Linked DNA regions of Mus musculus: region 1 is linked to region 2. The links are chromatin loops, found by intact Hi-C in ENCODE. Cell type or tissue: left cerebral cortex. All regions are shown on one strand. Each heading gives the region's core, and the rest is flanking DNA. Links, peaks and the distances in the headings are about the cores only. Region 1 holds the start of Mir713 (microRNA 713). Region 2 holds the start of 6720489N17Rik (RIKEN cDNA 6720489N17 gene).

What was found. A loop is a pair of places that touch in the nucleus more often than their neighbours do. Peaks named below come from ENCODE experiments on the same cell type or tissue, not always from the same donor. Only the 100,000 strongest peaks of a DNase experiment are listed, where the experiment ranks them.
Region 1: a loop joins it to region 2, with 4 times the contacts of the local background. A loop is called at or near these places in 14 of 42 quality-filtered maps.

Annotation. Positions count from the first base shown.
Region 1 is chr13:62,755,500-62,766,446 of GRCm38, reverse strand. Mir713 (microRNA 713) reads right to left here and starts at 5,708; the gene lies at 5,601-5,708. It also overlaps Platr25. In left cerebral cortex, for the core only: a CTCF peak has its summit at 2,444 (motif pointing left); DNase peaks (open chromatin) are centred at 2,445 and 5,672; H3K4me3 peaks cover 760 bases.
Region 2 is chr13:62,618,190-62,629,136 of GRCm38, reverse strand. 6720489N17Rik (RIKEN cDNA 6720489N17 gene) reads left to right here and starts at 4,955. Exons shown (of 3, transcript NM_173381.1): 1 at 4,955-5,099. The coding sequence starts at 5,097. In left cerebral cortex, for the core only: no CTCF peak of the experiment used is centred there; a DNase peak (open chromatin) is centred at 4,932; H3K4me3 peaks cover 904 bases.

The DNA of each region.
Region 1 (10,947 bases), core at 1,961-9,960, 140 kb before region 2:
AGAATGGTTTAACACAGAAAACAAAGGGAGTGAAAACAAAACATGGTCCAGAATTGAACTGTGAATCTATCTGTGGTCGGGGATTCTGTGTTTGTAGATAGAATAAACTCTTCTCACTGTAGATTAGGATTTTTGACAAATAATTCAAATTGGTTAAAAGCTTGTTTTTCGTTTTTGGTATAGTTGATTTATTTCCCCTGAAATCATAGACTAGAATATACATTTGATACTTTATTTCACATGTTGTCATTGCTGAATGAAAGCATAACTCAAGCAACTGTGTTTTGTTCCTGTGTAGTATAGAGGTATATTTTTATGCCATTCATTTTAGAATCTATAGGAAAGACATGCAGAAAAGGTCTCATTTATGGAAATACCCCAGAAAATACCAGCTGACGCCTCATATGTAACAATTTGGACCATATGTTTTTGTGGAACTAAACATAGTTCTAGATCATAGTGAGCTGCCATGTAAATGCCATGCCTGCTTCTACAGTCAGTGCTCGTAACAACTGAAAGATCTCTCCTTCCTCACTAACCCAATTTCAATAAAGTAAAATATAATACCATACACAAGGTATTTGTGACAATAAGAGAATTTTTGAAAAGAGCTACAAGCAAGTCGTGGAATCGGCCTAAAAGTGAAGCCATGTGTGCTTCAGAGACAGAGGTGGAAGACTAGGGATGCCTAAGTATATTGTAGTCAGGCAATTTCATCATTATCTGAAGAAGCTGAACAATGAACTTCATGATTTCATATTTTCCTGCTGGATTAGGTCTTTCTTTGGTCTGTTCCATCGTTGATATGCTTTGACTCTTTGTGGAATAATATTGTTTATTCTTAGCATTGTATGTTGGAATCATAACAGTCTCATTGAAGATCATGGAAGACTGTGGTAGAGTAAGAGGCAGGATTCACTCTATGAGAGTTGACGCAAGATAATGTGTTTAAATGGGAATGTTGCCCTTTACTCCTATGTTGAATACTTCTTTTCCAGTACCTGGAAGTCTTTCAGAGGAGTAGGCAAAAATTATAGGATAATCATTGTGGGGAATTTGGGTGACAGCTACCTCTATATCTAAGGTAGGAGAGGTTTGCCACCACAAATAGCAAAAAGCTCACTCGGTAAATAAAATAATCCACCTGTAGCTTTGGATTCGAGGTAGGTACTTTATCTACTTCACAGAGAAGAGGGCTTATCTTGTTTTCATCCTAATCTGTCATTTGTGCTCCCCAAATTCTATTGCTTATTAAAGAGGGGAACTCTTAAGTAGGAGAATTAGCCCCAGGCAATGAGTTCCCTATTTGGCTAATCAATGCAAGTCAGTCAGTCCTTGAATCATACACATAACCAATAAAAATGCAGTCAGCAAGTTTTATTTATGTATTTGAGTCTTCATAGTCACACATGTATGTAACAAGGAAGAAATTGGCAGGGAAGATTTAGGATGGAGAGGGGAGAAGTAAGGGGATAAATTGTTGAAGGATATTTGAATATGGTTAATAGAAAACCTAATTTGTATTGAAATATCCAAACTTAGGAAGATACTGCCTTTTCAAATGCAGCTAAGTGTGTCTTGGAAAGGTGTATTTTGGGTGTGCCTCTGAAAGCCAAAGCCTCAATACAAGAGAATGCTAAGGAATGGAAAGAGCCTGCCCAGTTTAAGGCAAGTTACTTGGGAGGGGTCTTGAGGTCTTTGCTGAATGACTTGGGGCAAAGTCACCTTGGATGGCATTGAGATGCTCTTCTGTAAAGGTGAGAAGTTTTAGCTCCCTACAGACTTGACCCCGGTCCTCCCACCATTACCTCCCCCTGGAGCTGACCTGCTGCAGCCTGCCAAGGATGTAGTAAGGGAGATAGAGCCTGGTTTTGTAGCAATAAGACATTTGAGCTTTCTCCTGGTGGGCACTCTCTTTGTACTCTATCTCTATCTCTTGGCTTAGAATAGCATTGTGGAAGCAGAGTACTAAGAAATAGCAGGACACAGATGAGGCAGGATTTGAAGAAAGAGAGCAAAGGAGCCCTCCTGGGTTAAGGTGAGCTCAAGAGAAAGGTAGACTATCTGTGTAAACCGGCATAGACAAAGATTTCTGAGCATCTAGCAGTTTAGTTGTACATTCAAGCTTGCAAATAGGTATTTTGCATACAGTTAAGGAAATGAAGTTAGCTCACTAGGCAAGCATGTTTTTACCAAATCTCCCACCTCATTTGACATTATTGGGAATATATATTAGAAAAATGTAAAAAGGTAAAAGTTACGTGAAGTGTTGTATTATGTTCTAATTTAAATGCATAAAATTTATTTTACAAGGAAAATATAATAAACACAGATATAGTCATGAGCATTGGATGTTGTTCCAGGTAATGCAGATTTCATTCCAAAAAACCTCAAGGCTGTAATTCAATTGCTGTAACTGCAATCCAGAGGGATATGATGCCCTCTTCTGACCACTGTAGGTAATGCACACAGACAGGACCCAGCAAAAGACTCACATATATAAAATAAAAATAACGTATAAAATGTGGAATCTTCTACAGAGATGACACAGCCTTGAGACACACAGCATTCAGGATGCACTTCTTTCTGGTCCTACAGAGATGCACCTGTGCCTTTCCTCTGAACCAAGTTGCTGAGTAAAAAAGCAGCCTTATTCTGAGGTTAGACTAGCTCAGCACACCTGCTCACGTAAGAACGGTAACCACAGTGCTGTTAGGTGATGTTTCCTTGATATTTTCTGTATTTGTGTTCTCTGTCCATTGTATATGGAGAGTTGTGGCATTGATACATCTTTTAAATTTACTTTTAGATCATACATTATGGACTAAAAGATAGATTTACTCTGTAAATCTCCATCTGCCTCAGTGACTATTGTTCAAACTATAGCTGTGGCCCAAACCTAAGAGAGACTTAGGTACAACAGCATATTGGGAACTAAAAATTCTGTTCTAGGCTGGCTCTTCTTTGGGCATCAGTCAAAGATGAATGCGTGATCTTTTCCTATGAAAGGATGCTAATTCTACCTGTTACACCTCCAGCCTTTCAGAAAATTATTTCTGAGACAAGGTTTCTTCTGGTGAGTCATGTAGCTCTCATTCCACTCTGTTATGTCTCAGGGCAGTAACATTGCAATCCTGTTGTTTAACCCAACTAAATTCATTTTTGTTTTGTTTTGTTTTTTCGAGACAGGGTTTCTCTGTGTAGCTCTGGCTGTCCTGGAACTCACTCTGTAGACCAGGCTGGCCTAGAACTCAGAAATCTGCCTGCCTCTGCCTCCTGAATGCTGGGATTAAAGGTGAACGCCACCACGCCCAGTTCCAACTAAATTCTTAAGTTAACATCTGTACCACCACTGTGTTTTAAAATTATGCATTTGAGTCATGTAATCAACTGTTTACTCAGTCAAGAGGAAAAGCATTTGCATGAGGGGCATAGCGTCTGCATTCTGACCAGAATAGGAAGAAGTTTATTGTGTACACTAATGGGGGAAACAGGGTGGGTAATCAGCTGCTAGAGTTGCCATAATGAAAAGTGCCCGATGCTGGCATGGAGGTAATTTCATAATTTTGCAGCATGTCTTAATTCATGTTGGGTAAATGAAAGCAGACTAGATCGGTGGGTGTATGATTTGTGATGTCAGTTAAGCCGGTGAATACTCAAATTGCAGTTAGGTTACTACTGTCCTATGAGATATGTGCAATCCTCATTGACATAATTAAGTCAGCTCAGAAATTTAAAACACAGGACTTCATTGGCTGTAGTTGAGTGTGTCAAGTTACAGGTCTCAGCAGGCAACAATCCACATAGAGGCAAGGTCAAACAGTATTTGAAAGATGGTATTCCTTCTACCAGGAAAAGGACTATTCTTTTACAAAGTCAGAATGGCTATGTGTTTTTTCAATAATATTTATGTTTGTAAAAAGTCAATTATTGGTTTGCTTTAAATGCAGCACTGCTCTGATCTCTTACTTGTATCCATTCTGTGATGTTTCTCAGGCGTAAGAATTTCTTTCCATTTCTTTTACAAGTGCTGCTTAGGACAAGGTCTCCCGAAGCCCAGGCTGGCTCATGCCATGTAATTCAGAATTGCCTTGAACATCTAATCCTTTCTCTAAAGCCACATGATGGGAAGACAGTCCTGCATCTCTTCTAGGCTAGGCTTTGAAGGTGAACATTTTTCTGGTATGGCTGTACTTGACATTAGCATTGAGTAGTAAGGTCACCAATTTTCCATCTTGATAATCACCTTGATTGGCCATTACTCTGGTCTGCAGACCAGGCAATTAATAATCTGGATAAAGGGGCTGGGGAGAAGGCTCAGCGGGTAAGAACACTGACTGCTCTTCCCAAGGTCCTGAGTTCAAATCCCAGCAACCACATGGTGGCTCACAAATATCCATAATGAGATCTGGAGTGTCTGAAGTCAGCTACAGTGTAATTATGTATAATAATAATAAATAAATCCTTTGGGCCAGAGCAAGCAGGGACTAAGTGAGTGGGACTGACCAGAGTGAAGCAGAGGTCTGAAAAATTCAATTCTCCACAGCCACATGAATGCTCACAACCATCTGTACAGCTACAGTGTACTCATATACATAAAAAATAAATATATAAATCTAATAAGAAATAATCTGGATAAAAACTGAACTTCCTGTCAACTGTTGTTGCCACCAATGTAATTATTTCAAATAACTGTACTTACAGGAGTTCAGTTACCTAAAACCAAACAGATGGGCACTTTGAGGGGTTTTTATTATTTTCACCAATAAACATGAGAAAACCCTTCTTTAATCTGCAAGTTTAGATTGAGATGAAAAAAATTAATCAAGGCCAGAAGTTCTGCTGTGAGCCTAAATATATAAAGGATATTGAAGATGGTAGTTCTTTCTCTTTCTCTTCTTCCCACATACTGGCTTGCAAGGTCTTTTTATTTTTCTGACATTAAGGCTCCATCTGTGGAATTCTATTACGTGGTGAACACCAGCTGAGACCTATAGACACAACTGTTTTCTTCAACTCTCCATTGATACAGTCATTGATTTACTAGTGGGGCCACATTCTGTGAGCCATTCTTATCTATCCACTTCCTGCATACTTAGAGAGATCCATGCTCTGAATTCTGTTCATCTGGAAAACCTTTACTAATACAGACATGTTTTTTCACCTTCCCAAGTAGGAAGATGTGCTGGCGAACAATAATGCTCCTTAGTGAGTGGCATCCATCCCCTCCTTTTTTCCCAGGGCTGTCTGGAGTCTCATATGTAGCAATTGCATATCAGCTGCGGTTTTCCTGATGTCAGTGTAAAATGAGAGAAGCAAACATCACATTTTGTGTCCTAAAATCTCTCTTTAATTGTAAATATCCTTGGAACCTATAGTTCACTCTTTGTCAAGTTGAATAATGTACTCTGCAAGGTGTGGCTCTTAATTCCTTGTTGGAGGAGGGGGCAGAGCGAGGAGTAGGAGAACCGGGGGCGGCCTTGGAGGAGCAAGAAGAAGAAATTCCTGCTGAGTTCTGGATGACAGAAAGATAGACTATTGGAGGACAGGACTGAAAGAAAGTCTTGCAGATCTGAAAAGGGTCAGCTCCTGGATAAGAAACCCGATCTTGGAAGCCCTATGCTGTGTGCCTTCAGTGCACTCTAACCCTAAGGGAGGTGCTCATGTCAATCAAGTCTCACTAACCAATCAGGGCCTCCGGATAGGCCCGCCAATAGAAGTAGAGGCGTGTTCTTTAGTGTGCCTTGTTCCCCTGCTCTGCGTTCCGCTCCGTTGCGAGCAGGCTGAAAAATTGGTGTGATGTGTTTTGATGTCTGCTGACAGGGGCCTTAGGGAATTGCCAGCGATCTACAACGTGGCGACATGGTGAGCGTGTGACCACTGCCCTTAACCGGAAGGAGCAGGGAGTTAAGCAGCTGGAGTCCGGGTGATGGGATACAGGGGACCAGCCCTGACTGTTCTTGGTTCCTCTTCAGGCAGCGGAGGGGGAAAGAGTGTTTGAGGTGACAAGACTTGGTTTTCAGGGATGTTTAGGGTTGCTGTTTAGTATTAAGACATTTGCCTATCTTAAGTCTCAGTCGCGTTGCAGCCGAAGCTGACCTGCCCGAGTTCCTCTGAGGCAAGGCTGGACGCTGCAATCTCTGGTATTTAGAGCCTCCTCTTAAAAAGACAGGGGATTAAGTGAGTAGCTTTTGTTCTATCTCCACAGAAACTGGGCTGCTCTAACTTCCATCCTGCTAGTTGAAGTCACAGGAAGAAAGGCGGGACACTTTTAAACATGTCTTTAATCTTTATTTCCAAGTTCTTCTAAAAAGTTTCCTATGAAAGTTCTCTAAGGAAAGGGAGTGGGTGATTAAGTAAAGGAGTCATTGCTAGAGCCTTTCCCTCTTGTCCAGATGCCTCTTGCTTGCTAAGCTTGGGGGAAGTTTGGAGCAATAAACTTCTCTTAAACCAGGAGAAGAGAGTCACCCTCACAGAAGCACATTTGGATAAAATCACATAAATTCATATACAAATTCATACCCTTTTAGGAGGTTAGTTTGGTCCAATGTATGTTGAATTTCCAAGTAGAGGGGACTCCTTTGCAGATATGTCCAATCCACTTGCACAGTTACTTCAGCTCAGAGTGTTGAGAAGCTGTGTGTTAGGTTGCATCTCTCAGCAGCTGACATTGCACGTGGGGTGAGATCAAACTATATCTTCTTTTTGGGGGTTTTTAAATTTTTATCTTTTTGGGGTTTTTTTTTTTGAGACAGGGTTCCTCTGTATAGCCCTGACTATCCTGGAACTAAATATGTAGACCAGGTTGTCCTCGAACTCAGAAACCCGCCTGCCTCTTCCTCCCAAGTGCTGGGATTAAAGGCTTGCACCACCACTTGGCTTAACTTTATCTTCTTATGTCATTATCTCTGCCAGGGAATGGCCTGCAATTTTTCAAGATCACTCTCCTTTACCAATAACCAGACCAACGCCCAATGGCTTATCAACCCTCTCTTCTATAGAAGATTCTGATGCTAGGAATATTTGCTCAAAGGCACATACATCCTGTTTTCTATTATACTTTTAATATGTATGATATATTGTAGTGTGATTAGTGAGTCAAAGTAGCTGGGTGTCTGTATCAGACCCTGTCTCAAACACAGGAAATAATCAAAATTGTATTTGTGATAGGCTTGCAGACTCCAGTTTTTCTGTCTTTTACAAATTAATATTAAGGTTAAAATTAGATTCCTTGTTAAAAGTCACCTTCTTTGTTTGTTTGTTTGTTTGTCTTTGTGACTTGTTCTTTATTTATAGTTTTGTGATTTCCACATTAGAAATGGATTCCAACATTCCTGATATGTTCTGTTAACTGTGTGATAGTGAACTAAGTTACTAACTGAAAAAGATTCCACTTTTGTAAGCATATGCTATGTACATAGGCCTTGAGCTTGACTATAAAAGCACTCCCCTGCTTTTTAATAAATCGATTTCTCTTTATTCAAATTACGGCGTGCTCACTGCCTTCCTCCCAGTCACCCCCTCCCCATAATTCTTCCTCCATCCCCCCCCCCCCCTGAGTCGATGGGCCACATTGTATTACCTAGATTTGGTAATACAATGTATTTGGTAGGACTCATGTAGTATTTTGGTTTCATAGTAAGTTCAAATTTTTATTCAGATTCTTGATTGCCTGGTGTGTGGACCCAAAAAATGGGCCAGTCAGACTCTTGTCAATGGTCTAAAATTGATTGCCTCACTGTTCATTCTTTTTTTTTTTTTTAAGATTTATTTATTATTATACATAAGTACACTGTAGCTGACTTCAGACACACCAGAAGAGGGCATCAGATCTCATTACTGGTGGTTGTGAGCCACCATGTGGTTGCTGGGATTTGAACTCAGGACCTTCAGAAGAACAGTCCGTGCTCTTACCTGCTAAGCCATCTCGCCATCCCTCGCTGTTCATTCTTTTTTTTTTTTTTTAAAGACTTATTTATTTATTTATTTATTATATGTAAGTACACTGTAGCTGTCCTCAGACACTCCAGAAGAGGGAGTCAGATCTCATTACGGATGGTTGTGAGCCACCATGTGGTTGCTGGGATTTGAACTGCTGACCTTCGGAAGAACAGTCGGGTGCTCTTACCCACTGAGCCATCTCACCAGCCCCGCTGTTCATTCTTAATATTACATACTGTCAAAGCAGCAAAGTTATCTACTTCTTTTTGTCCTGTCCTTTCTGGGCTGTGACTACACTACTTTCAAAGTTCCTGAACTAGAATCCTGAGCATTGAAGGTGTATGTGTGCCTTCAGCACACTCCAACCCTAAGGAGCATGCTTATGTCACTCAAGAATCACTGGCCAATCTCGGCACCGGGGCAGGCCAATCAGGAGAATAGGAGGGTTCTTCTCAGTACCTTCTACCATACTGGAGGTTCACCTCTATTGTGAGACTGTGACAGCTGCCCCTAACCTGAAAGAGCAGGGGCATGAACAATTGAAGCTGGGGAAGTGGGCACTTTCCTTGGCTGGGTGAGAAGCAGTGGCCAGATATGCTGAGCCATCTCTCCAGCCCCAAGTTAAACACTTTAAAAAGTTGCCTTGGATGAATGGCTGGATGGATGGGTAGATGGGTGGGTGGGTGGGGCAGAACCTTCAAATAGTCTTGTTCTGAGGTTAGAAAAGATCAGCAGGCATGTTCATATTAGAACCGTAACTACAGTGCTCTTAGGTGATGTTTCCTTGATATTTTCTGTATTTGTGTTCTCTGTCCTTTATGTATGACAGAGTTGTGGCATGGATCTATCTTTTAAAACTCTTTTCTAGATCTTACATTATGGACTAAAAGATAGTTTTGCTCTGTAAAACTCCATCAGGCTCAGTGGCTACACTTGCAAAGTCCTGTCCCCCATTAAATTATTCAAAGTATAACCTGGGGGCTGATCCTACAAGGACTTATTGATGACATCATATGTGGAATTCATGCTGTTTCCTAGGCTGGGTCTTCTTTGGGCATCAGCCAGAGGTGAATAAGTGATCTCTCCCTGGGAAAGATGTTAATCCACACCAGCTGTACCTGCAGGCTTTAAATAATGTTTCTGAGACAAGCTTTCCTAGGTTGAGTCAGGTAGCATTGATTCCGCTCTGTTTTTCCCCAGGACAGTGACATTGTTCTCCTCTTGACTAAACCAACTAAATACTTAAGTCTAAATCTCTATCACCACTGTGTTTTTAAATTACTTGCTGAGTCATGTATGTAATCAACTTTTTTATTACAGTAAGAGGAACAGGATTTGCCTGACAGGAATAGCTTCTGCATTCACACCAGAAGATAAGGGAGTTTATTGTGATCCCTACTGGGGAAACAGGGTAGGCAATCAGCTGCTGGAGTTCCCACTATGAACAAGACCTGCTTATGGAAGGGAGGTGATTTTTAATTTTGGATCATGTATTAATCACATTCTGTGATGAAGACAGCCTATATTGATGGGTGTTTGAGTTGTGAATGTCAGTTAAGCCAGTGAGTATTCAATTTGCATGTAGGGTACTGTTCTACAGATACATGTGCAATCTTCACTGACATCATTAAGTCAGCTCAGGAATTGAAACCCAGGCCATCGGGTGTAGTTGCGTGTGTCAAGATACAGGTGTCAGCACTTAAGAATCCACATAGAGGCAAGTTCAAATAGTGTTTGATTAATGCTATTCCTGATGTGAGGATATGGGCTGCTAGTTTTGAATGTCAGTATTGGTATGCTGTTTTTTAGTAATATTTAAGTTTGAAAAAATCAATTATTGGTTCCCCTTTCAATGTAATTTCTGTGAATTCAGCTCTGCTCTGATCTCTTCCTATTTGCAATTGTGTTGTATTTCCCAGGTATAACAATTACTTTTCATTTTTTACAAGGTAGGTTTAGGACAAGGTCTCTTGATGCCCAGGTTGGCTCATGCTATGTAATTGATAACTGCTTTGCACATCTGGTCCTGTCCCTAAGACCACATGATGGGAAGACAGTGCTGCATCTCTTCTAGCCTAGGCTTTGAAGGGGATAGTTTTCCTGGTTTGGCAGTACTTGACATTAGCAATGAGAAGTGAGGTAATCAATTTGACCTGGTCGATAATCACCTTGACTGGCCATTACTCTGGCTGCAGAAAAGGCAGTCATGAATCTGGATAAAGAATTGAACTTATTGTCAACTGTAATTGACACTACTTCAAGTAGTTCAAATTACTGTGTTAAAAAAAGTTGAATAACCTAAAACTGAAACAGGTGGGCATTGTGAAAGTGTTTTTTATTATTTGCAACATTTAACATGGGAGAACCCTTCTTTATTCTGGAGCTTTTGAATTGACAAAAACGTCTTTAATCTAGGCCACAGCTTCTGGTGGCATCCTACATTTATAAAGGATATTGAAGATGCTTGCTCCTTCTCTTTTTCTGCTTGCCATACTCTGGCAAGAGAGATCATTTGATTTTTCTAGCATTAGAGGTTCCATCTTTGGAATTCTGGTATATGAGGAAGGCCAGTTGAGACATACAGACACGACTGTATCCTTCAACTTCCCATTGGTACGCAGTTATTAGATTCCTAGTTGGACCACATTCTGCGAGCCATTCTTATATATCTACTTTCTACATACATAGAGAGATCCATACTATCAGTTCTGTTCAAGTGGAAATCCTTTAATAATACAGATGTTTTTTTCACCTTTTCACTCAGGAAGATGTGCTGGCTAACAGTAGTGCTCCACAGTGATTGGAATCCATTTCCTCATTTCCTGCTTTTCTCCCAGGGTTGTCTGGAGAATCATATTGAAAGAGCAAGAGAAACCCTATTTTTCTCCATCTAAGGAGCCCCTTTGTTGCCATTTGAGGACCAGTCCTTATTTCCAAAAGGTACCAGCTTCAGGAATAAACTGTAAATCCCAAAAGTAAGGCATAAGACACCAGGTTTAGGAACAG
Region 2 (10,947 bases), core at 1,916-9,915:
AAGAGAATCTTTGAAAAGAGCTACAAGCAAGTCGTGGAATCGGCCTAAAAGTGAAGCCATGTGTGCTTCAGAGACAGAGGTGGAAGACTAGGGATGCCTAAGTTTATTGTAGTCAGGCAATTTCATCACTATCTGAAGAAGCTGAACAATGAACTTCATGATTTCATATTTTCCTGCTGGATTAGGTCTTGCTTTGGTCTGTTCCATCGTTGATATGCTTTGACTCTTTGTGGAATATTGTTTATTCTTAGCTTTGTATGTTGGAATCATAACAGTCTCATTGACAGTCATGAAAGAGTGTGGTAGGGTAAGAGCCAGGATTCACTCTATAAGAGTTGAAGCAAGATAATGAGTTTAGATGGGAATGTCGCCCTTTACTCCTATATTGCATACTTATTTTCCAGTACCTGGAAGTCTTTCAGAGGAGTAGGCGAAAGGTATAGGATAATCATTGTCGGGAATTTGGGTGACAGCTACCTCTATATCTAAGGTAGGAGAGGTTTGCCACCACAAATAGCAAAAAGCTCACTCAGTAAATAATTTTATTATTTAAATAAAAATAATCCACTTGTAGCTTTTGGACTCACAGTAGGTACTTTATCTACTTCACAGAGAACAGGGCCTATCTTATTTTCATCCTAATCTGTCATTTGTGCTCCCCAAGTCCTATTGCTTATTAAAGAGTGGACCTCTTAAGTAGGGGAATTAGCCCCAGGCAATGAGTTCCCTATTTGGCTAATCAATGCAAGTCAGTCAGTCCTTGAATCATATACACATATCCAATAGAAATGCAGTCAGCAAATTTTATTTATGTATTTGAGTCATCATAGTCACACATGTATATAACAAGGAAGAAACTTTCAGGGAAGAATTTAGGATGGAGAGGGGAGAAGTAAGGGGATAAATTGATTAAGGATATTTGCATATGGTTCTTAGAAAGCATAATTGGTATTCAAATATCCAAGCTTAGTAAAGACTTTGCCCTTTCAGATGCACCTAGGTGTGTCTTGGAACGGTGTATTTTGGGTGTGCCTCTGAAAGCCAAAGCCTCAAAACAAGAGAATGCTAAAAAATGGAAAGTGCCTGCCCAGTTTAAGGCAAGTTACTTGGGAGGGGTCTTGAGGTCTTTGCTGAGTGACTTGGGGCAAAGTCAGCTTGGATGGCATTGAGATGCTCTTCTGTAAAGGTGAGAAGTTTCAGCTCCCTACAGACTTGACCTGGGTCCTCCCACCACTACCTCCCCCTAGAGCTGACCTGCTGCAGCCTGCCATGGATGTAGTAAGGGAGATACAGCCTGGTTTTGTAGCAATAAGACATTTGAGCTTTCTCCTGGTGGGCACTCTCTTTGGACTCTGTCTCTATCTCTTGACTTAGAATAGCATTGTGGAAGCCGAGTGGTAAGAAATAGCAGGACACAGATAAGGCAGGATTTGAAGAAAGAGCAAAGGAGTCCTCCTGGGTTTCGGTGAGCTCAAGAGAAATGTAGACTATCTGTGTAAACCGGCATAGACAAAGAGATTTCTGAGCATCTAGCAGTTTAGTTGTACATTCAAGCTTGTAAATAGGTATTTTGCATACAGTTAAGGAAATGAAGTTAGTTCACTAGGCTAGCATGTTTTTACCAAATCTCCCACCTCATTTGACATTATTGGGAATATATATTAGAAAAATGTAAAAAGGTAAAGGTTACATGAAGTGTTGTATTATGTTCTAATTTAAATGCATAAACATTTATTTTACAAGGAAAATATAATAAACACAGATATAGTCATGATCATTGGATGTTGTTCCAGGTAATGCAGGTTGCATTCCAAAAAAACCTCAAGGCTGTAATTCAATTGCTGTAACTGAAATTCAGAGGGATATACTGCCCTCTTCTGACCACTGTAGGTAGTGCACACAGACAGGACCCAGCAAAACACATACATAAAATAAAAATAACGTATAAAATATGGAATCTTCTACAGAGATGTCACAGCCTTGAGACACACAGCATTCAGGATGCACTTCTTTCTGGTCCTACAGAGAAGCACCTGTGCCTTTCCTCTGAACCAAGTTGCTGAGTAAAAAAGCAGCCTTATTCTGAGGTTAGACTAGCTCAGCAAACCTGCTCATGTAAGAACGGTAACCACAGTGCTGTTAGATGATGTTTCCTTGATATTTTCTGTATTTGTATTCTCTGTCCATTGTATATTGGAGAGTTGTGGCATTGATACATCTTTTAAACTTACTTTTTAGATCATACATTATGGACTAGAAGATGGATTTACTCTGTAAATCTCCATCTGCCTAAGTGACTATTGTTCAAACTATAGCTGTGGCCCAAACCTAAGAGAGACTTAGGTATAACAGCATATTGGGAACTAAAAATTCTGTTCTAGGCTGGCTCTTCTTTGGGCATCAGTCAAAGATGAATGAGTGATCTTTTCCTATGAAAGGATGCTAATTCTAACTGTTATACCTCCAGCCTTTCAGAAAATTATTTCTGAGACAAGGTTTCCTATGGTGAGTCATGTAGCTCTCATTCCACTCTATTATGTCTCAGGGCAGTAACATTGCAATCCTATTGTTTAAATCAACTAAATTCTTAAGTTAACATCTGTACCACCACTGTGTTTTAAAATTATGCATTTGAGTCATGTAATCAACTGTTTACTGAGTCCATAGGAAAAGCATTTGCATGAGGGGCATAGCTTCTGCATCCTGACCAGAATAGGAAGAACTTTATTGTGTACACTAATGGGGGAAACAGGGTGGGTAATCAGCTGCTGGAGTTGCCATAATGAAAGTGCCTGATGCTGGCATGGAGGTAATTTTATAATTTTGTAGCATGTCTTAATTCATGTTGGGTAAATGAAAGCAGACTAGATCGGTAGGTGTATGATTTGTGATGTCAGTTAAGCCAGTGAATATTCAAATTGCAGTTAGGTTACTATTGTCCTATGAGATATGTGCAATCCTCATTGACATAATTAAGTCAGCTCAGAAATTTAAAACACAGGCCTTCATTGGCTGTAGTTGTGTGTGTGTCAAGTTACAGGTCTCAGCAGGCAACAATCCACATAGAAGCAAGGTCAAACAGTATTTGAAAGATGTTATTCCTTCTACCAGGAAATGGACTATTCTTTTACAAAGTCAGAATGGCTATGTGTTCTTTCAATAATATTTATGTTTTTAAAAAGTCAATTATTGGTTCCCTTTAAATGCAGCACTGCTTTGAAATCTTACTTGTATCCATTCTGTGATGTTTCCCAGGCATAAGAATTTTTTTCAATTTCTTTTACAAGTGCTGCTTAGGACAAGGTCTCCTGAAGCCCAGGCTGGGTCATGCTATGTAATTGATAATTGCCTTGAACATCTAATCCTGTCTCTAAAGCCACATGATGGGAAGATAGTCCTGCATCTCTTCTAGGCTAGGCTTTGAAGGTGAACGTTTTCCTGGTATGGCTGTACTTGACATTAGCAATGAGTATTGAGGTCACCAATTTTCCATCTTGATAATCACCTTGATTGGCCATTACTGTGGTCTGCAGACCAGGCAATTAATAATCTGGATAAAGGGGCTGGGGAGAAAGCTCAGTGGGTAAGAACACTGACTGCTCTTCCCAAGGTCCTGAGTTCAAATCCCAGCAACCACATGGTGGCTCACAACTTTTAATAATGAGATCTGGAGTGTCTGAAGTCAGCTGCAGTGTAATTATGTATAATAATAATAAATAAATCTTTGGGCCAGAGCAAGCAGGGACTAAGTTAGTGTGGCTGACCATAGTGAAGCAGAGGTCTGAAAAATTCAATTCTCCACAGCCACATGAAGGCTCACAACCATCTGTACAGCTACATTGTACTCATATACATAAAACAATAAATATATAAATCTAAAAAGATAGAATCTGGATAAAAACTGAACTTCCTGTCAACTGTTGTTGCCACCAATGCAATTATTTCAAATGACTGTAGTTACAGGAGTTCAGTTACCTAAAACCAAACAGATGGGCACTGTGAGGGGTTTTTATTATTTTCACCATTTAACATGGGAAAACCCTTCTTTACTCTGGAGGTTTTGGTTAACAAGAAATTCTGCTGTGAGCCTACATATATAAAGGATATTGAAGATGGTAGTTCTTTCTCTTTTCTTCCCACATACTGGCTTGCAAGGTCTTTTTATTTTTCTGACATTAAGGCTCCATCTTTGGAATTCTGTTACGTGCTGAACACCAGCTGAGACATACAGGAACTACTGTTTTCTTCAACTCTTCATTGGTACAGTCATTGATTTACTAGTGGGGCCACATTCTGTGAGCCATTCTTATCTATCCAATTTCTGCATACTTTGAGAGATCCATGCTCCGAGTTTTGTTCATCTGGAAAACCTTTACTAATACAGATATGTTTTTTCACCTTCCCACGTAGGAAACCGTGCTGGCTAACAACAGTGCTCCATAGTGATTGGCATCCATCCCCTGCTTTTCCCCCAGGGTTGTCTGGAGTCTCATATGTAGCAATTGCATATTAGCTGCGGTTTTCCTGATGTCAGTGTAAAATGAGAGGAGCAAACATCATATTTTATGTCCTAAAAATCTCTCTTTAATTGTAATTATCCTTGCAACCTATAGTTTATTCGGCTCCAAGTTGAATACTGTACTATGCAAGGTGTGGCTTTTGATTCCTTGGTGGAGGATGGGACAGAGTGAGGAGGAGGAAAACCGGCGGCGGCCTTGGAGGAGCAGGAAGAAGAAATTCCTGCTGAGTTCTGGATGACAGAAAGATAGACTATTGGAGGACGGGACTGAAAGAAAGTCTTGCAGATCTGAAAAGGGTCAGCTCCTGGATAAGAAACCCGAGCTGGGAAGCCCTATGCTGTGTGCCTTCAGCGCACTCTAACCGTAAGGGAGGTGCTCATGTCAATCAAGACTCACGAACCAATCAGGGCCTCCGAATAGGCCCGCCAATAGGAGTAGAGGCGTGTTCTTTAGTGTGCCTTGTTCCCCTACTCTGCATTCTCTCCGTTGCGAGCAGGCTGAAAGATTGATCTGTTGTGTTTTGATGTCTGCTGACAGGGGCCTTAGGGAATTGCCAGCGATCTACAACGTGGCGACATGGTGAGCGTGTGACCACTGCCCTTAACCGGAAGGAGCAGGAGGCTAAGTAGCTGGAGTGGGGGTGATGGGATACAGGGGACCAGCCCTGACCATTCTTGGTTCCTCTTCAGGCAGTGGAGGGGGAAGAGTGTCTGAGGTGACAAGACTTGGTTTTCAGGGATGTTTAGGGTTGCTGTTTAGTATTAAGACATTTGCCTATCTTAAGTCTCAGTCGCTTGGCAGCTGAAGCTGACCTGCCCGAGTTCCTCTGAGGCAAGGCTCTCTGGTATTTAGAGCCTCCTCTTAAAAGGCAGGGGATTAAGTGAGTAGCTTTTGTTCTATCTCCACAGAAACTGGGCTGCTCTAACTTCCAGCATGCTAGTTGAAGTCACAGGAAGAAATGTGGGACACTTTTAAACATGTCTTTAATCTTTATTTCCAAGTTCTTCTAAAAAGTTTCCTATGAAAGTTCTCTAAGGAAAGGGAGTGGGTGATTAAGTAAAGGAGTCATTGCTAGAGCCTTTCCCTCTTGTCCAGATGCCTCTTGCTTGCTAAGCTTGGGGGAAGTTTGGAGCAATAAACTTCTCTTAAACCAGGAGAAGAGAGCCACCCTCACAGTAGGAAAGACTTTTACACAAGCAAATATGGATAAACTCACATAAATTCATAATACAAATTCATACCCTTTTGGTCCAATGTATGTTGAATTTCCAACTAGAGGGGACTCCTTTGCAGATATGTCCAATCCACTTGCACATAGGGGTGAGATCAAACTGTATCTTCTCTTTTTGGTGTTTCTTATTTTTTATCTTTTTGGATTTTTTTGAGACAGGGTTCCTCTGTATAGCCCTGGCTATCCTGGAACTCACTTTGCAGACCAGGCTGGCCTCGAACTCAGAAACCCGCCTGCCTCTTCCTCCCAAGTGCGGGATTAAAGGCATGCGCCACCACTTCCTGGCTTAACTTTATCTTCTTATGTCTTTATCTCTGCCAGGGAATGGCCTGCAATTTTTCAAAATCACTCTCCTTTACCAATAACCAGACCAACACCAAATGGCTTCTCAGCTCTCTCTTCTATAGAAGATTCTGATGCTAGGAATATTTGCTCAAAGGCACATACATCCTGCTCTCTATTATACTTTTAATAAGTATGATACATTGTAGTGTGATTAGTGAGTCAAAGTCAGCTTCGTGTCTGTATCAGACCCTATCTCAAACACAGGAAATAATGAAAATTATATTTGTGATAGGCTTGCTGACTCCAGTTTTTCTTTCTTTTACAAATTAATATCAAGGTTAAAATTAGATTCCATGTTAAAAGTCACCTTCTTTTTTTGTTCGTTTGTTTGTTTTGTGACTTGTTCTTTATTTATAGTTTTGTGATTTCCACATTAGAAATGGATTCCAGCATTCCTGGTATGTTCTGTTAACTGTGTGATAGTGAACTAAGTTACTAACTGAAAAAGATTCCGATTTTCTGAGCACATGCTATGTACCTAGGCCTTGAGCGTGACTATAAAAGCACTCCCCTGCTTTTTATTAAATCGATTTCTCTTTATTCAATTTACATCCTGCTCACTGCCTTTCTCCCAGTCACCCTCCCACCCCCATAATTCTTCCTACAGTCCGCCTCCCCCTTCTCCTCTGAGTCGATGGGCCACATTGTTTTACCTAGATTTGGTAATACAATGTATTTGGTAGGACTCATGTAGTATCTTGGTTTCATAGTAACTTCAAATTTTTATTCAGATTCTTGATTGCCTCACTGTTCATTCTTTTTTTAAAAAAAGATTTATTTATTATTATATGTAAGTACACTGTAGGTGACTTCAGACACAGCAGAAGAGGATATTAGATCTCATTACTGATGGTTGTGAACCACTATGTGGTTGCTGGGATTTGAACTCAGGACCTTCGGAAGAACTATCCGTGCTCTTACCTGCTAAGCCATCTTGCTATCCCTCACTGTTCATTCTTAATATTACATACTGTCAAAGCAGTGAAGTTATCTACTTCTTTTTGTCCTGTCCTTTCTGGGCTGTGACTACACTACTTTCAAAGTTCCTGAACTAGAATTCTGAGCATTGAAGGTGTATACTGTGTGCCTTTAACACACTTCAACCCTAAGGAGCATGCTTATGTCACTCAAGAATCACTGGCCAATCAGGGCGTCCGGGCAGGCCAATCAGGAGAATAGGAGGGTTCTTCTGAGTACTTTCTGCCATAATGGAGGTTCAGCTCTATGCTAACCTGAAAGAGCAGGGGCATGAACATTTGAAGCTGGGGAAGTGGGCACTTCCCGTGGCTGGGTGAGAACCAGTGGCCAGATATGCTGAGCCATCTCTCCAGCCCCAAGTTAAACACTTAAAAAGTTGCCTTGAATGAATGGATGGTTGGATGGATGGATGGATGGATGGATGGATGGATGGATGGTTGGATGATTGGATGGATGGATGGGTGGATGGATGGGTGGGTGAGTGGGGCAGAACCTTCAAACAGTCTTATTCTGAGGTTAGAAAAGATCAGCAGGCATGTTCATATTAGAACCGTAACTACAGTGCTGTTAGGTGATGTGTCCTTGATATTTTCTGTATTTGTGTTCTCTGTCCTTTATGTATGGGAGAGTTGTAGCATGGATCTATCTTTTAAAACTCTTTTCTAGATCTTGTATTATTGACTAGAAGACAGTTTTGCTCTGTAAATCTCCATCAGCCTCAGTGGCTAAACTTGCAAGGTCCTGTCCCCCATTAAATTGTTCAAAGTATAACCTCGGGGCTGAACCTAAAAAGTACTTATTGATGACATCATATGTGGAATTCATACTGTTTCCTAGGCTGGGTCTTCTTTGGGCATCAGCCAGAGGTGAATAAGTGATCTCTCCCTGGGAAAGATGTTAATCCACACCAGCTGTACCTGCAGGCTTTAAATAATGTTTCTGAGACAAGCTTTCCTATGTTGAGTCAGGTAGCATTCATTCTACTCTGTTTTTTCCCAGGACAGTGACATTGTTCTCCTATTGACTAAACCAACTAAATACTTAAGTCTAAATCTCTACCACCACTGTGTTTTTAAATTACTTGCTGAGTCATGTATGTAATCAACTTTTTTATTCCAGTAAGAGGAACAGGATTTGCATGAAGGGCATAGCTTCTGCATTCACACCAGAAGATAAGGGAGTTTATTGTGATCCCTACTGGGGAAACAGTGTAGGCAATCAGCTACTTGTTCATTATGAACAAGACCCGATTATGGCAGGGAGATGATTTTTAATTTTGGATCATGTATTAATCATGTTCTGTGATGAAGACAGCCTATATTGATGGGTGTTTGATTTGTGAATGTCAGTTAAGCCAATGAGCATTCAATTTGCACGTAGGGTACTGTTCTACAGATACATGTGCAATCTTCACTGACATCATTAAGTCAGCTCAAGAATTGAAACCCAGGCCATCGGGTGTAGTTGTGTGTGTGTCAAGTTGATTGTCAAGTTACAGGTGTCAGCTGCCAAGAGTCCACATAGAGGCAAGTTCAAGTAGTATTTGATTAATGCTATTCCTGATGTGAGGATATGGGCTGCTAGTTTTGAATGTCAGTATTGGTATGCCGTTTTTTAGTAATATTTAAGTTTGAAAAAAAATCAATTATTGGTTCTCCTTTCAATGTAATTTCTGTGAATTCAGCTCTGCTGTGATCTCTTACTATTTGCAATTCTGTGGGTTTTCCCAGGTATAAGAATGTCTTTCCAATTTTTGCAACGGCAGTTTAGGACAAGGTCTCTTGATGCCCAGGCTGGCTCATGCTATGTAATTGATAACAGCTTTGAACATCTGATCCTGTCCCTAAGGCCACATGATGGGAAGACAGTGCTGCATGTCTTCTAGCCTTGGCTTTTAAGGGGAAAGTTTTCCTTGTTTGGCAGTACTTGACATTAGCAATGAGAAGTGAGGTAATCAATTTGACCTGGTCGATAATCACCTTGACTGGCCATGACTCTGGCTGCAGAAAAGGCAGTCATGAATCTGGATAAAGAACTGATCTTACTGTCAACTGTAATCCACACTACTTCAAGTAGTTCAAGTTACTGTATTAAAACAAGTTGAATAACCTAAAACTGAAACAGGTGGGCATTGTGAAAGTGTTTTTTATTATTTGCAACATTTAACATGGGAGAACCCCTTCTTTATTCTGGATCTTTTGAAAAACTGACAAAAACTCTTTGAAAAACTGACAAAAAAAAATTGACAAAAACGTCTTTAATCTAGGCCACAGCTTCTGTTGACAGCCTACATTTATAAAGGATATTGAAGATGCTCTCTCCTTCTCTTTTTCTGCTTGCCATACTCTGGCAAGGGAGATCATTTGATTTTTCTAGCATTAGAGGTTCCATCTTTGGCATTACGGTATATGTGGAAGGCCAAATGAGACATACAGGCACTACTGTATCCTTCAACTTTCCATTGGTATGCAGTTATTAGTTTCCTAGTTGGACCAAATTCTGTTAGCCATTCTTATATATCCACCTCCTACATACATAGGGAGATCCATACTATCAGTTCTATTCAAGTGGAAATCCTTTAATAATACAGATTTTTTTCACCTTTTTAACTCAGGAAGATGTGCTGGCTAACAGTAGTGCTCCACAATGATTGGAATCCATTTCCTCATTTCTGCTTTTCTCCCAGGGTTGTCTGGAGAATCATATTGAAAGGGCAAGATAAACCCTACTTTTCTCCATCTAAGAAGCCCTTTTGTTGCCATTTGAGGACCAGTCCTTATTTCCAAAAGGTGCCAGCTTCAGGAATAAACTGTAAATCCCAAAAGTAAGGCATAAGACACCAGGATTAGGAACAGACCATAAGATCAGAAGAAGATTGTAGAGCCCCCTTCCAGAGACCAGACTGGGGATAACCACAGAAATCAGGAACTATCTGAGAATGGTCCATCTGGGCTGGGCAGCCCTATTTCATCATATGGTGAAAAGTTCATGGCATAGGAATTCAGATCACTGACAACCTGTGTCCCCTAGCCCCTACCAGTGAAATTTTAGACTACCCTATCCTTCTAGAGGGTTCCACCTGTTTCCTATAAGGAGGTCCTCATACCTTTGTCTGGGGTCGCCATTTCAAAGAACGCTGGTTTTTTCTCCAGAATAAGTGCTTTTTCTTTTTGCATATTATCTTATCTGGGGTCTTCAGTGATTTTTCGGCCCTTTCAATATGTAGTAGGCTAATATTAGCTGAGGTATTCCTGAGATCAGTGCAAAATCACAGAAACAAATATCACATTTTGTATCTTAAAATGATGCAGTAATTGATAATATGCATGGAACCATTCTGCATGTGGTTCATATGGTTCACTCTGCACCAAGATGAATAATGAACTGTGCAAGCTACCCATCTCGATTCTAGGAGGAGGAGGAGGAGATGCAGAGGAGGGCAGGGAGAAGAAGAAAGGGAGGAAGAGGAGGGGTGGGGAACATTCAGAAGAAGAGGACGAGGAGGAAGAACAGTACGATGAAGTTGAGGAGATAGAGGAGGAGGAGGAACAGGAGCAAGAGGGGAGGAGGAGGATTAGGAAGTAGAGGAGGAGAAGCAGGATGAAGAGGAGAGGGGGAGGATTTCGAAATGGAGGGAGAAGCTGTTTGTGCTCAGTGCTGGTAACAGAAAGCTCGGCTATTGGAGGACAGGCACATGCAATACTGAAACAAAGATTTGGCAAATCTGAAAAGTGTCAAGTCCTGGACTGATTTCCTGGGGTAGGAAGTCCTAAGAGGCAAGCTTTCAGCACAGTCTATCCCTAAGGCCAGTGCTCTTGTCACTGGCCAATCAGGGCCTCCTGGAAAACCATCCAATCAGACGAAGAGAGGCCT